2 separate regions of the Mus musculus genome follow, and region 2 is linked to region 1. The links are chromatin loops, found by intact Hi-C in ENCODE. Cell type or tissue: heart. All regions are shown on one strand.

Evidence for each region. A loop is a pair of places that touch in the nucleus more often than their neighbours do. Peaks named below come from ENCODE experiments on the same cell type or tissue, not always from the same donor. Only the 100,000 strongest peaks of a DNase experiment are listed, where the experiment ranks them.
Region 2: it touches region 1 in a loop (16-fold over the local background); 11 of 42 quality-filtered maps call a loop at or near these places.

Annotation. Positions count from the first base shown.
Region 1 is chr16:91,349,118-91,357,117 of GRCm38, forward strand. It overlaps the pseudogene Gm24695. Among named protein-coding and RNA genes, the nearest start is that of Ifnar2, 20 kb to the right of the region's middle. In heart, a CTCF peak has its summit at 3,156 (motif pointing left); DNase peaks (open chromatin) are centred at 3,135, 3,255, 5,733, 6,254 and 1 weaker place; H3K27ac peaks cover 1,707 bases; H3K27me3 peaks cover 3,749 bases.
Region 2 is chr16:91,156,671-91,164,670 of GRCm38, forward strand. The region is part of intron 1 of Gm41492 (a long non-coding RNA gene); the gene reads right to left. Among named protein-coding and RNA genes, the nearest start is that of Gm41492, 40 kb to the right of the region's middle. In heart, a CTCF peak has its summit at 4,186 (motif pointing right); no DNase peak of the experiment used is centred here; H3K27me3 peaks cover 1,068 bases.

The DNA.
Region 1 (8,000 bases):
CTTTCGAAAGCTCTGTTCTCTTCCTCTCCACTCTGGTTCCCCCTCCCTCATGATAATTTTAAAACCCAAACCAACCTCCCTCCCCCCCCCACCCAAAAAAAAAAGTGGTCTGTTTTTAAAGATGTATAAGAAAAAGAAAAGCTGTAAGGTGGACAGTAACCAGCCCTGTGTTTTGCAGCCTCCAACTTTTATTTTCTCTGGCTTATCTCCATGCCAAAAATCTGCAGTGGAGTGCACAGTTAGGTTTGGTTACAAGAATTGCAACCAGATTTTTTTTTAAATACAGCTGCTTAAAAAAAAAAATGGCAGGCTTCTTCTATCCCTCACATGTAAATCACACACATAATCCCCCTTGTATCTTAAAGGGGAAACTCAGTAAGCAAACAAAACATAATGTCCCCATTAGCATTCACCTTTATATTTTATGCTTAAAGAATTCACTTTCCTGCCCAGCTCTTTCAAGTTCTTCTTCACATCTCTTATGGAGATACTCAATACAGCTGCTTTGGTTTCTTGCTAGTTAGTACTTTGAAAGGAGGAATTATTAATATGATTCCTTACTAGTATCGTTGTTGAGCATTTTACCTTACTGGGAAAAGTTTTCAATTAGCAATAATCGCACCTCGGATAAACCTCATTGGCTAAGGTACTGACACTGCCCAAAGCTAAGCAATTTACTTTATTATTGTCTGGGGTTTCTAAGGCAGTGCATCTGTAAGATAAATATGAATCATAACTAATGAACAAGAGCATATGTAGTCTGGGGTTTCTAAGGCAGTGCATCTGTAAGATAAATATGAATCATAACTAATGAACAAGAGCATATGTAGGACTAAGAAATGCAAGTACAACATACACTGTCATTTGTTTTATTGCCCAGATTTTCAAAATAGTCTTTAAAATGTTGACCCCACAAGTTGAGCAAACGTACTTCTATTGAACCAGAGCAGAGCAGAAAGGCAGCCCCAAAGCCTCTGTCTGAGCTTTGACTGAATTTATGTAGTGACCTAATGTGCCCTCCAAAAGTCTGTCTTGCTTTTTACAGAAAATTAGTCCCAAGAAACAAAGATAAAGTGCGTGGCTAGTTGCCTGGGAATAAAGTTGTCGGTGGCCGGGATGTTTTAGGATGGATGTATTTGAAACTGTTTCATCTTGAGACTTGTTAACAGCACAGCGACTCCAGGTAAAAAGAGTGTGTTCTGTCTTGAAGCTTGCTGAGAAAGTGTATCTCAAGAAAACCCCATCCCCCCAAAAAAATTTTCACATAAAAGATAAAATGGTAACTCGTGGGGTGATGTCTTTGTGAATTGGATGGATTTGCTATGTGCACGTGCACATTGCTATACCTGCAGGATATGTAATTTTTGCCAATTATTCTTTGATAAAGAGAAAAAAATTTTTAAATAATGAAAAATAAACAGTTTCAAAACTAAAATGGGGGTGTGGTGGTTTGTGTGTGTGTTGTTTGCTTAGGGGTGTGGTAGGATGCTGTTGTTGTTGTTGTTGTTGATTAGTTTTGTGGTTTTGGCAAGATCTCTCTGTAAATCAGGCTGCCCTGGAGCTCACTGCATAGCCTAGGTTAGCATGGAAGTCAGGGTGTCCCTTTGACAAGGCGACTCGAGTGCTGGGATTACAGCTGTGAGGCACACCCCAGGCCAGAGAAGAACTGTCTGACGCTATGAACACAGTGTTGACTCGTATTTTTTTTCTGCAGAAGTTATTTTCTTACCCTAAAGAAAAAAAAATGGGTCACACTTTTGCTGCAGGGACAACAGGCTGGTGACCTCCACTGCCACCAGTGCCACAGAAGGAGGTCCCCAGATGTCAAAGAGGACACTGGATCCCTAAAGCCAGCTGAAACAGCCTCCCATTGGGGCACCTTGTTTGCAGTCACCTCTTGCTTTAGGTACCACTGGTGTTTGTAGTGTGCCATTGCGGGGGGGGGGGGGGGGGACGGCGTTTGCGGTGACCTCAGTAACATGCAGTGAGTTAAAGCCAGAGTCGCTGAGGGGAGCTAGGGCCGGAACTGGAGGCAGGGATCTGGAGCGGGAGCTGATGCAGAGGCCGTGGAGGGTGCTGCTTGCTGGCTTGCTTCCTGTCGCTTTCTTAGCCTGCTTTCCTATAGAACCCAGGACCGCCTGCATAGGGCTACAGCACCCACAATGAGCTGTGCCCTCCCACATTGATCACTAGTTAAGAAAATACCCCACAGACTCATTCATAGGTCCATGTGGCAGAGGTGTTGTCTGAGGTGCCCTCTTCCCAGTTGACTCCAGCTGGTGTCAAGCTGACCAAAACCTAACAAGTACGTCGGAGTAAATACCCCATAAAAGAGGTGGAGCTCAGATTCTGCTCATGTCTATACAGTTGTACTGTCAGTTCCTAGTGGGGTTCACTGTGTGAATAGCAGAGGTCTCAGGGCCTTAGGGCCATTTCTATCACCAGGCCTGCTACCTGGGGGCCCCTTCCAAAGCCCGTATGCTACCTTATGTGTGAGTAGTTACACAGAGATTTTAACTATTTTGACTTGACCTACACTTTAAGGACAACAATATAGTGTTTCATACCATCCATAGTGGTGACTTTTCCCTCGTTCAAATGTGTGAAAATATATAGATTACCCATTTAATCACAAATATATTAAAATTCTAATAAGTGTGGCTTGAACCTGGCTTGTAATTGAGACTTAGAGGCAAGAAGTTCAACAACTTAATTATTTTGAAATATCACCAGTGTGTCAGATGATCCACTCTGTTTCCAAGTTGTTTGGTTGGTGTGTGTGTGTGTGAGAGAGAGAGAGAGATCGACAGAGAGACAGACAGAGACAGAGAGAGAGAGAGAGAGAGAGAGAGAGAGAGAGAGAGAGAGAGAGAGAGAGAATTTAGGATCAGAATAAACTGTCACGGTAGGGAAATTTTATGTGTGCAGAAAATGTATGCACCAGGACTCCTATGTCTAGCTTTGCCTCTGCTGGGAACCTGTCGTATGACTTTGTGCAAGGGTGTTTCATTTGTGCCTTTTAATCTCTGTGTCTCGCTCCGCTCCACCATCACCTGTTGCAGACACAACAAGTCAACATCCTCCCGGCAGGTTTTCTGGCTTCCACCCTTTTCCTTGAGAAATGGCGCCACCTTCTGGCTATAGAGGTCATAACATCTGCCCATGGAAAAATCTAACATCGCAGTAGCTTTTGTCTACATGACACAAGACAACCATTGAGAAGAGGGAACCCCAACTGAGGAATTGTTTGCATCATACTGGTCTGCAGACAAGTCTATAGGAACATTTCTAAAACTTTAATCGATAACTGATATGGGAGGGTCAAGTGAGTGATAGCTGACCACCCCTGGGCTGGTGGTCCTGGGTTGTGTAAGAAAGCAGACTGAGCAAGCCAGTAAGCTCCACCATGGCTTATGCCATGTTCCTGACCCCAGCTTCATCCCTGCCTCGAGCATCTGCCTTGGGAACCCCCGATGATGGGGTGTATCCTATAAACCAAATAAACATTCCCTCACCAAGTTACTTCTGCTGGCGCTGTTAATTATGGCCACAGAACCAGTCCAAAGCTACACAAAATTGTTTTATTAAAATATTACAGCATTCCTTGGGAGTGACTTTCCACGCTTTACAATAATAGAAACCTGGCACACAGGCCCAGACTGAGTAGAGCTGACTCAAGCTTGCACACGCCTCCTGTAGATAGATGTCCCTCCTCCACAGACAGGACAGGAGCAGCCAAAACGGCCAGGGCTTTGCTCTGAAGTAAGATCTACGCACTGAAAACAGCCTTATCTTTGCCAGCCATGCTCAGCAGCCACACCCTGAGTCACTGGCTAATGCTGTATGATGTAAGGGTTTGTAACTAGGTGCCGCTGAAATGGAGGGATGACTCCTTCTGCACAGAGAACACATATAACTCCCCCTTCAATGATACCCCAAACTCATAGACCTGGTTGGTTAGGAAAGGAAGCACATGGGCTCCGTGGGGGAAATGACATCGTTTCCCGCTCATCAGTGAGGAAAGAAGGCAGCAAGCATCTCTTGTCCGTGTTGGAGGGGCTTAGGAGGTCTGTTTCACATTCATGACCACACACACTTAGGTAACCTGGGAAAGAAATGGGGGCTTCTGTTCTTTGATTCCTCCATTCCATTTTACATAATTCTGGAACGTAAATAACACACACATACACATGCACACGCACGCATGCATGCACGCACATATGAAGAAAGCATGGTGCTGGACCCAGCATGCTGCTGTAGCAACCTGCCAAGCAAGACGTGCTCACTGCTGCGATAACAGCAAGCCTCTAATGTGGGAGCCAACTACTCCCTGAGTGCACTTAAGGCCTGTTTCACAGAATGGAATCCCATGTCTGTTACTGTAATGCTGGCCAGAGGTCCAGGGCTAGAGAGGTCATAGAGTGGAGCCTAGTATTGTTATTTTACTAAATGTTCATATTGTAAGATCACCTTCTGAATATTTATGTTTATAGCCATACACTCGATAATGCTCTCCACCTTGGTCAGAGAAACTTCTTTTTGCAGCAGCAGTCAATGGAGAAATGCAGGATGGCTCCAAGTACTGAGAATAATCAACTGGGTGTTTAGCCTTAAATGAGATCCTTAGACCCACACCCCCTACACACACCAGGGTTCGGGGAACATCTCAAAAGAGAAGCTAGAAAGACCGCAAGAGCTGGAGGTGGAGGAGAAGAACTGTGAAATGCTGTCATCTAGCCCTGGCACGGCTGTCAGACTCATGAACTCGTAGCAGCTGCAGGTGCCTGTTACAGGACCTGTGTAAGAGCAAGACAGCCACAATTCCAGCACAGGTGGGTGTCATGGATACAGTTTCTATTGCAGCGATGAAACAGTGTGACCCAGGGGACTTAAGGAGGGAAGGTTTGCCTGGCTGAACTATCCCATTGAACATATGCTTTAGTGTAAACATATAGGGGGGGGGGGCTAATTTTATATCAGCTTGAGAGTAATTTTGTAGGAGGAAACCTCAACTGAGAAAAGGTCCCCACCAGATTGACCTGGAGGCAAGCCTGTGGTGCATCTTCTTGGTTGATGATAGATGTGAGTGGTTCAGGGGCAGTGCCACGCCAGACCAGTCATCCTATAACATATAAGAAAGCAGGCTGAACAAGCTACAAGGAGCAAGCCAGTAAGCAGCACCCACCATGGCCTCCACACCAGCTCCTGCCTTGTGTGAGATCCTGTCTTGACTTTGCTTAGGAATGGACTGTAATGTGGAACTGAAAGCTAAAACAAACCCTGTCTCCCCAGGTTGCTGTTCTTCATGGTTTTATTACAGCAATAGAAACCCTGAGGGGTGTGTGTGTGTGTGTGTGTGTGTGTGTGTGTGTGTGTGTCTTTATATATGTATGTATGTATATATGTGTGTGTATATATACGCGCACACATACATACATATACATATATATTCATTCTACACACATAAAACAGGGACTTCATAAATTTAGAGTGTAGACACATCAGAGACAATAGCTAAGTTATTCTGGGACAAAGCTCTCTCAGAGAGACTGCTCACAATGGGGAAGTGCTGGAGACCTTTGTAGAGACAGGAAAAGACCAGCTTGAACAAGGCTCCAGGATGACTTGACTCTTTGAGGAAGGAGAAGTTAAGATATTACATGTGAACCACAAGTCAGGTGCCAGAGGACAAAAATAATAACGTTGCATAAGCCCCGAGATGAGGCTCTGTGCATTAAGTGTTTGCCTGGCAAGTGTGAACCTTGCCTTCAATCCCCAGCTCCACACAGACCAAGAGTGGCGGGTGGCACACTGCTGCAATCCCAGCACTCAGTAGGTGAGTCAGGAGGATCCGAAGTTTAAGGCCAGTTTGGCTACATAGATACCTGCAGGCCATTCCAGGCTACATGGGACATGTCTCAAAATGATGGTGCTGGTGGCAATTATGACAACACCGTGACGATATATTGCATGGAGTGATCAATGTCTGAATTGCAAGCATTTTTATACTCACAGAGAAACGTTGCTCAAGGCTGGACAATGGCTAAATGGCAGCTAATTCCAGATCTCGGGAAGAAACTTTTCGCCATGGTTAGCCTGTTGTGCACATCATCAGAAGTGGTGTGTCAGCTCTGTGGTCTCTCAGAAGCGGAGACGGAATGAGAAGAAAGAAGGGAAGAGAGACTCCCTGGTCACACCACAGCAACCACCACGGGTAAAACAGAGGAGAAAGCAGAACCATCTACAGGGAACACGGAGAGGGCAGCAGCAAGCCCTCTTCAGAGACGGCGAAGCCGGCCCTGACCACAACGGGAAGTCCCTTCTCAGGCCCAGTAACGGTGGTATTCAGTTTGCATGGCCTGCTGAGAAGCCACCCATGTGTCTCTACACCACTGGCCATTTCTCTTCCTTCTTTCCTTCGCCTCCATCTTGCAGTGTCTAACCTGTAGAGGGCTAGGACAACAGAGCATCGATGTAGTTACTGTCGTACGTAAAATAAGGGCTAAGAAGCTGCGGCCACACACTGAGTGGTTCTGGTGTCAGGATCAAAATCTGCCAAGCACCATTCTCAGTGGGGTGCCCTCAGAAGGGGCTTCCACATTTGAGACCACAGATTCACCCTGCTACACATTTCCTTGAAAGCAGACGAGGTGTTTAACTGGATCTGCCACACCGCCTCCAGTAGAATCTGTGCGACAAGTTACACAGACTGAGGCGATTGACCTCAAAAAAGGGAGGCTTCCTGAAACCGGCTGTGGAACTCTTCTCTGGAGAAAAAAATATTGAGCCATAGTTCTCATGGCAATATCTCTGTTTTATTTTCTCTTATTCCTTCTCTTATTTACATGTTCCTGGTAGCCTAGGCTAAGATCTTAAGCGAGAATAGTGGGTAAGAAACCATCCCTAGAGATGGGGTCACTAACATTACCTTATCCCCAGGGAAACCAACACTTTACTTTCAAAATCATTTACAAAGCTATTACAATAGATAAAAACTTTCCCAACAGCCAGGCGTGATGGCACACACCTTCAATCCCAGCACTCAGGAGGCAGAGGCAGGCAGATTTCTGAGTTCGAGGCCAGCCTGGTCTACAAAGTGAGTTCCAGGACAGCCAGGGCTATACAGAGAAACCCTGTCTCGAAAAAGCAAAAACAAAAACAAAAAACCTTTCCCAACAATAAAATTTCATATGGCTACACGTGTGTCATCGGAGGTGGATTTTGGTATATGGTAAAGAAAGCCTTAATTAGAAAGAATTAAAATAGTTGATTTATAAGAAAATCGGGCACTAGATGTTAAATAATAATTGACCATGGGGCTGGAGAGTTAGTTCAGTGGTTAAGAGCACTGACTGTTAAAGATTTATTAACCTGCTCCTGGAAATATGCCACTAGCCTTGGACGACAGTCCCCACTGAATACATCCTTTTAGAATTGTTATATTTTGATGATTTATAATGATGTTACCTGTTCTGTTTGTGATTCACTGAATACATAGTTTCAAAGTTGTAATGCTTGGATAATTTTTGTGCTTTACTGTGCCAAATGATTTTTGTTGGTATCTGTGATTGTCTCACTGGATATAGTTTCTAAGAGATGTAATGTTTGGTTTTTTTAATGTATAAAACCCCCTGCTTGAGAGCTGCAGAATACACAGATTCAAACTGCCTCTGTGTTTGTTTCTGTTTGTCACCACCAAATCCTTACCCACCTAGCTTCAAGGACCCTCATTCCAGGGACCCCCCGTACCCGACTGGGGTGGTCCGTGGATTGAAAACCTCCAGCATCCTTTCAGTCCATTAAGACCTTGCATAGTCAGAGTCATCACTCTGTTTGGATGTAGCACATAGTAGGTGCGCAAGGAAAAGTGTAGTTGAGAAAGGTCTGTGAGCTCTAGCCCCACTGTCACATCCCTCACGTGGCATGACGACCTTCTCAAATTCATGTTCAGTGTGACAGCTGTGGAGTTAATGAGAGCTGCAGATCAGCAGCCGGGACGT
Region 2 (8,000 bases), 190 kb before region 1:
GGTCGGGCAAAGGCCTCCTCAGGAAAGCGGCCTGGCTGACGCAGCTGCTTAAGACCCAGCGCCACCTTTTCATGGCGACTCCATTCGGTGCCGGCTGGGGGTTGGGGCAGACCAGATGTTTTAAGGGGATTATCGCTGAAACAAAAGCCACTTTTCCTGTGTGCCACCCACTTCTTAAAGGCAATTTTTCCACACAATGCCACCAGAATCGGTGGGAATGGAAATCCGAATTTCCACCTTCTGATGGCCTGCAGCACCCGAGCCTCGTGAGGACCTTATCTCCCCGTCCTCACAGAAACGCATTACCTCCATCAAGACTGCAATGTCCCCTACTCCTTCAGAATGCAATCATATTTAGAAATAGGATCTTTAAAGAAGCTATTAAGATAAAATGGGCACACACAGGAAGGCTCAAGTCACCCCCGTCTTTGTAAGATGGGGAGGGGAGATTAGGTTGCAGTCCTTTTGGGGAGGCACAGGGGTAAGATGTCATCTACAGGCCAAGGACAGAGAGGCCTCCCGAGATATCAACCACCCCAGTGGGAAAGCCAATCTCAGCCTTCCTGCCTCTGGAATGATGAGAGAAAGACATTCTGTTGCTTAAGCCCTAGCTGACTAACACAGCCTGTGTTTGAACAATGAGCCAAGCAAGGCTTAGCCAGGTTAAGTAACTGACCGTGGCGCACAGCTCGGGAGTTGCTCATCTTGGGCCGAGGTCTGATTTCTCTGTTGCCAAAGCCCCGTGTTTAACTTTTAACTCCTGAGAGTGGAGCCAGGAGGGGCTCCCAACGGTCTGAATTCCTTACTTTTCTGTTGATGCGAACAGATAACCGACAGGAAGCAACTTCAGGAGAGAAAGACTTATCTGGATACAGTGAGGGAGCTGTCCATCATGGTGTGGAGAGTCATGGCAGCAGAGAGAAGCACAGCTGGCTCGTTGCATCCACAGGCAGGAAGCAGAGAGGTGAGCACTGGAGCCCAGCTTGCTTTCTCTGTTTCATTCAGTCCATGGCCTTGGTCCACGCCACTCACATCAAGGTTGGGTCTTCTCTCCCTCACTTAAGCCTGGAAACACCCAGGTGTAGATACACCCAGAGGTGTATTCCCATTGATAATTAAGGTTAATCATCACACACTCTTCTGTCAAGAGTTTCTGTATAAGTTTCATGATGCCTTCAGATATGGGGCAGGAGTTGGATCAATGCTAGTCTTCAGTGCCCAACCAGAGCACTGATGCAATGACTAGCCCTCAAGGCTGGGGACTTACATAGCATGTGGCTTGACTCGGGGCTTATTCTAGTTTCATTCTGATACTGTGATAAAACACTCTGATCAGAGCAACTCAGGGGAGGAAGCAGTTAGCTGGCTTATGCTGTTGGGTCACATCCCATCATTGAGGGAAAGTCAAGGAGGAATTTGAAGGAGATACCATAGAGGAATGCTGTTTGTTGGTTCTCACACTGCCTAACTCAGACTCATGTTCAGCTAGCTTCCTTATATAGCCTAGGACCACCTGCCCAGAGAACAGTGCTGCCTACAGTGGGCTGGGCCCTCCAATGTGAATTAACAATCAAGATGATCCCTTGCAAACATGACCACAGGCCAGGCCAAGAAAGACAATTTCTCAACTGAGGCTTTTCTCTCCGTTTATTCTGTACTGATACTTAATGCTTAGCAGGTCAGTGGTCAACACAGGCTTGTCAAACAGACTGACAAGGAAATACTTTTCAAATGCACTTAGCAAATTTAAGTGCCCTTCTAGGACTAGCTAAGAGCTCCCTAGGGGTGGACTCTTGAAATCTTCAGTTTTCTGTAGATTCTCAAGGTGACAACAATGTATAATCAAATTATTTCTTCTGAATCCAAATATTCCTCCTTAGAAAGAAGAGGGATGCTCATGAGACTCAGGAAATACAGGAAACTTGCAAGGCTAAGGAAGCTCCTGAAACTTACAAGATTTACAAAGATTCTGCCCAGATTTATCTCTGGCAGCTACCTACAACCTGTGCAGGGAACTTGAGGGATCCATTTCTTTAAGTTGTCATCCATTGTGCAGGCTTTTCAGCGATGGAGCTACCTTTGAGTCAACCATTCTCCTTTAAGTAATACCTCATCCATGCTTCCTTGGGTAGTCCAAAACAAAAAACAAAACAAAACAAAGCAAAAACCCAAAACACAAAAAAACAAAACCACTGACTCACCAAGATAGACTTGGGTGGAACAGTCTCTTCTTTGATCTGTTACTGGTATCTAGAATGAGTAGGTATTTATCTCCATCTTCCTAGGAAGAGTTGCTCAGTAGGCACATTTGTTACAATCTTTACAATTGTCCCTCCAGTGTAGTAATGTAGTAATGCCTGTGTAGACTACAGCTCTTAGTAAGTAACATGCCTCCATGGCCTCTACAATAGCTCCTGCCTCCAGGTTCCTGCCATGTTTGGGTTCCTGTCCTGATGTCCTTCAATGATGTGGAATTGTAGGCCAAATAAAGCTTTTCCTCTGCAACTTGCTTTGTGTTCCTTCACAGCAACAGAAACCCCCATGAGACAGGGCTCCTCATGACAGCTGATTCTTCTCCGGCGTTCTTGTATCACCACACAGAAGAATGGAATGGTCACAATATGGGTTGGGCAAACCAACAAGAAGAACTTTAGGCACAACAGATTGTAATTTGAATGAAAAGTGCAAGCTCTGAACTCTCAGTAGTTGCAGGGATTACCATCAACAGGATAGGGTTAGTAGTGTTACAACTTTGAACACATGACGGGTTCAGGATGCCAAATTTGAAGGGGCTGTCAATGTGTGTTAGAGTTCTGTGCTCTCTGGGTAATGGTGGTGGTGTTATGCTAACTGAGATCAGGCCTTTAAAGAACAAGTCTGTAGAGAACAGGTTATGGACAAAGCGCAGGTCACCCTCCTCCAATTTGTATCTCCACTCTTGACAGAGTCCTCCTCTTTAGGAGCGTTAGAATCTAGGAGGAGAGCTGTTCCTTCGGAAGACTTGCCAAGTGCTGCAAAAAAGACACAGCATATTTCATTTGGATCTTGCGTATCTTAGTATCCTCATATATCATTGAGCTAGACAGGCCTTATACAATTGTTATCAGTAGTATCATCATCAATACAAGAAGCACTGCGGCAATGAATGGGGAGATCTTACCCCCCCACACCCCCCATGGCACATCAAGACATACTTGCCAGTGACTAGAAACATCTTTAGTTGTGACAGAATGTGCTCTCAGCATCCGGTAGGCCAGGAACCTTATGGATATCCCACGCTGCCAGACCGTGGCCCACAGGAAAGGATGATCAACTGCACGTGTGAAGTCATTGAAGTCCTGAAGGTACCCAGGTTAGTTGGATCTTATCTTCTTCCTTTTTCTGAGAATGGGATGTGTCCTGGCTGGTTTTGTGTCAACTTGACACAAGCTAGAGTCCTCAGAGAGGAAGGAGCCTCAGTTGAGAAAATGCCTCCATGAGATCCAGCTATAGGGCGTACCCAATGGGGTACGGTCCCGCCCATAGTAGGCGGTGCCCTGGCTGGGCTGGTGGTCCTGGGTTATATGAGTAAGCAAGGAGTAGCAAGCCAGTAAGCAGCACCCCTCCATGGCCTCTGCATCAGCTCCTGCCTCCAGGATCCTGTTCTGTTTGAGTTCCTGTCCTGACTTCCTTCAGTGATGAACAGCAATGAAGAAGTGTAAATTGAATGAACCCTTTCCTCCCCAACTTGCTTTTTGGCCATGGTGTTTTGTCAATGAAATAGAATTCCTAACTAAGACAGGGTTAGCATGTACAGAAAGCCTGGGAGCCTGTGTTGACGCTGATATGAAATTTGAGGTCACACCCAAAATCCCACACTCCTTGGGTAAAAAGTGTGTAAGAGGCAGGTGGATTTCTGTGACTTTGAGGCCAGACTGGTCTACAAAGTGAGTTCCAGGCCAGCCATGGCTACACAGAGAAACACTGACTTGGAAAACCATAAGGAGAGAGAGGTGGGGGGGGGGGCGAATAAGGTGAGCAGCTGGAAGCAGGAAAGAAACTAAAGTTAGGCTCAGAATTGCTGCCTCTGCCGCTCTTGCCAACCCTGAAGACACAAAAGAGCCGCCAAAAAGACCTTGCAAGTTTCTAGGTTAAGAAACTGTCAGGCCCCCTGAGCACTTTTCCCAATCCTGAGCATTCGCTGCCATGACTGGGGGACACCAGAGGGCGCTCAAGAAAGGAAGAAGTGGCCCTTTGACCACCAAGGTTTTCGGTCTCTATGTAGTCCCAGGGGCCAGGGGGACAGATAGTTCAGCCATCACGAGCCAGCACCGATTCCTCCCAATTCTCTGCTCAGAGAGGCTCAATAAAACTTCCCGGGATTGTGGTTAAACAGACCTTTGCTGGCTGGCTGAAGGGGACCTATAGCTCTGTACCTTCATGTTATGAATCCTTCCTAACTGAGAGGGAGATTTTGATCTGAAAGCAAGCCTTGTAAAGTTGAGATGTTGCTAAAGGCAAGGCTCAGGATAGACCCTTTTGTAGCATGGTTAAAATTACAGGGGTTGGAAGCTGGTTGGCCCAAAAGGTAGATTCTACTATGGTCATAGTTGTTGACTGGTAACAACCAAGAATGAACAGGGATTCATGTTTACCTGTAGATTTTGGTGGACCAGACAGATAGTGAGTTAATTTCCTTAGGTGTGCACCAGTATGCCAACAAAGCACTGAAAACCAGCTGGATTAAACAAGCCCGTTGTCTGTCTATTAGTTCTGGGAGCTAGAAATCTAGGATCAAGGTAGGCTGCATTACAGTTTCCTTTCACTGAAACATTCCCTTCAGTGTGGAGAAAGAGGATCGTGAGATTCAGGGATCACAGAGGTGGAGAGGGTAAACCTGCCATCTGGCCGAGAGGGTTAAAGCTTGCAAGATGTTTGAAAGTGCCTCCTCGGCTTTGTAGACACAGTGAACAACTGCTGGTGGGGGAGGGCTGGGTGGGGTGGGGTGGGGTGAGAGTAGAGCAGACCAGCCAGTTGTCAGGAGTCTCTCCAACTGTTAGGCTGCCTACAAGGCATGTGGAGAGCGCCAGGGCTGCAGTTTTCCTGAGTCATCCCCTGTGTTGCCTCGGGCTTTGTGGAGAAGGGGTTGCCTTTCTGAGTCACGATTGCTCCTGTCCGTAACCCATATTCCCTTCACTGGTTCGCCTCACTAGACTGTGGTGCAACCATTTCTTTGATCTATCAAGGGTTCCCTTTCTGGGGTGAGCAGAAGTGTATTGCATCCCCCCATGAAAAGTCTCTAGCGCAATAAATCAGCTCCAGAAATTTGGGGGACCATCTCTCCCAGCTTCTGATGTTGCTGGTCATCCTTAGCATGGCTTGGCTTGTAGGCCCATTATCTAAGCCTCTGTTTGTATCTTCATGTGGGTTCTCCTTGTGTACATGTCTGTCTCTCCCTGTCTCTGTCTCTCTCCCTCTTGCTGTCTCCCTCTCTTTCAGAAGGAATTAAAGCCATGGCCTGGCCCATCTTAGAGTATCTTAGTCAGTTCTCTAACATGGGTCTCCATCCCCAGCCCCTCAAGTTCCCCTCTTGGCTTCTTGACATTACATCACAGGGCCTTTAGCACAAGGGTGCTTAACACTGTCTCCAGAGAACACCTCCCAGGAGGTAGGAGTAGTCATTTCAGCCAGGGAAAACTGAGTCTGTCTTGGAGAGTGGGAGATGAACATTGATTATTGATTATTCTTTCCCAGAGGCCATTAGCACTGCTTCTTGGCACTTTGGACTCACTCTGGTGCCAGTTGCAATAAATGAAAACCATATTTAACTTAAAAAGTGAAGCTCACAACGGTATCGTATTGCACAATGGAGCTGCAGTGGGGCAGGGGGGCAGCTACTGTTTCAAGATGACTTGAGAATTCAATACAACGTGGGGCTGTGTGGTTACATGCTTTGAAAGGCACCTCACAGATGGGTTTCATAATTGAGAAATGTATTTGTTCTTTGTTGCTGTGTAAAAATAACATGACTCAAATTTTGGAGTTGGATGCCTTCCTGGAATGGTTTCCCTCCACCTTACAACACTTAGGGGGCTGCACGGCCACAGCGTCGGGTGGGTGGTGGGGTTATAAGTGCAAGCCTTTGGACACACCACAGGGAAAAGCTAAAGGAGTTTGCAAACAGATGCTGAAGAAGACAAGGGATATCTCGAGCCAGCACCCTGAGGCCTGCGTGGTGTCCAGCAAGGTAGCAAGGGGGAGAAATGATGGAGTCATTCTTGGAGTCAAGCAAGCAGGGCTTCACGAAGCAGGGATGTCACAGGGATTATAGCTCAAGGTAGTTCCCTGCTCCGAGGACACTGGGGGGCAGGGAGCGGGATCCCAGGGACATCCCTGCTTTGACTTTCTAGAACATTCTAAGATCTCTAGCTCCCAGTAAAAACAAATAAGGTACTCTTAAAAGGAGTACTCTGTCCAAGTACCAAAGACTAGGACTTCCTACTGCTCCCAGGAACAGGACCTTCTCACAGCCCTTGCTCTGAATCTGCCCCTTCAGGGTCATTTTTCAACATTAGAACATTGTTCAGCCTTCCCATGTTCCTTGGATTGTGGAACTAAAGGAATCTTGTGGGTGTCTTAAGTCCTCCAAAGATACATGCTCTGAGGTTTTATTCTGGGACGGGGAAGACATCAGTTCTGGTTTTCCTGCCCCTTGAGTAATAACATGCAAACAACCATGTTCCTAACAGACTGTAGGTCATGGGGCTTGCCAGTGACTTGTGGTGGCTTAGAGAGAGAGCTTCCCCTCACCCCCTGCCCCCTGCCCCCCCCCCCAGACACTGCCGGTCCAGCGAGCTGCAGCTGAATGTTCGCAAACTCTAGCCAGGTGCAGACTCAGACTGTAGTAGCTCTTGCAGAGTTCCTGGTTCCCCAGCACTTGAAGGAGACCTAGAAGATACTTTCTTACAAGCTCTGCCACCGTGGTGGCCGCGGCACCACCACAGCTGCAGCTACTACTGGGATCTCAGAAGTAAGGCTTTGCTTCTGGACTCCGGGAATAAGGATCAGGAAGATGGAGAGATGTGGTTTAACGGTTCCCAGACACTTCCCACCGAAGGTCTTACAACTATTAAGCAAACTTGAAGACTAACTTGGTCCAGGCTTAGCTATCCCAAGATCAAGACTGGTGTCCAGGGAAGGCTAGTGTCTTGTGGAAGAACTCTATGCCCAAATGGTCTAAAAGTGGATAGCTGTGTCACCGGAGACTCGGAAGATAACTCAGTTTCCAGATGGTTTAGCTGAGGGACACCCTCCAGGAGGTGCCCGGCTTTGTGACAGACATATCAGTGAGTGGGAGCTGGTGGATCTCTGGGGTCAGGAGCTGATGGGTGATGGGAGATAAGACTGTAACCAGCCATGTTGGCATGTGTGCCCCCTGCAGGCTGAGCCCTGGGAACATGGGATCTGCCCTCCTCTCCCCTCTCCCAGAAGCAGGGTTCTGAATAATACTTAAGTGACAAATTCATTTAAAAACACAAAACCACACAGGCAGAGCTCTCTGGTTAAAGTGGGGGGGGCTGTTATGGGAGGAGCCTGGAGGTGGGGGAGGACAGAGAGACTGGTGTCCTTGACATCTTTCTCACATGGCTTTCTCATGACCTAGTAGTTTTCCTATAATACTTCTGTGGAACCCCTGTGGAACCCCAAGGTTCAACAGAGTGACCCTTTCCTTCATTTCTGAATCTATAAACACATTCTGGGATGCCCCAAGGAGGAAACCTTTAAAACTCACAACGGCCCACAGTATACTGACTGCCTTCAAAACAACAGAAACTGTCTAGGAAAAACTAGGTCATCAGTTTTTGTTGACCATGCGTATGTCTGGAGCATCCGACAGCACTCAGGGTATGTGTCGAGTTTGCAGTCCTAACTGACTCCTAGAGGCCTTCCCAGATGGTGCAAACTGTGGGTCTCCAGAGAAATTCAATGTGAGTGTGTGTGCATGTGTGTGCATGCATATG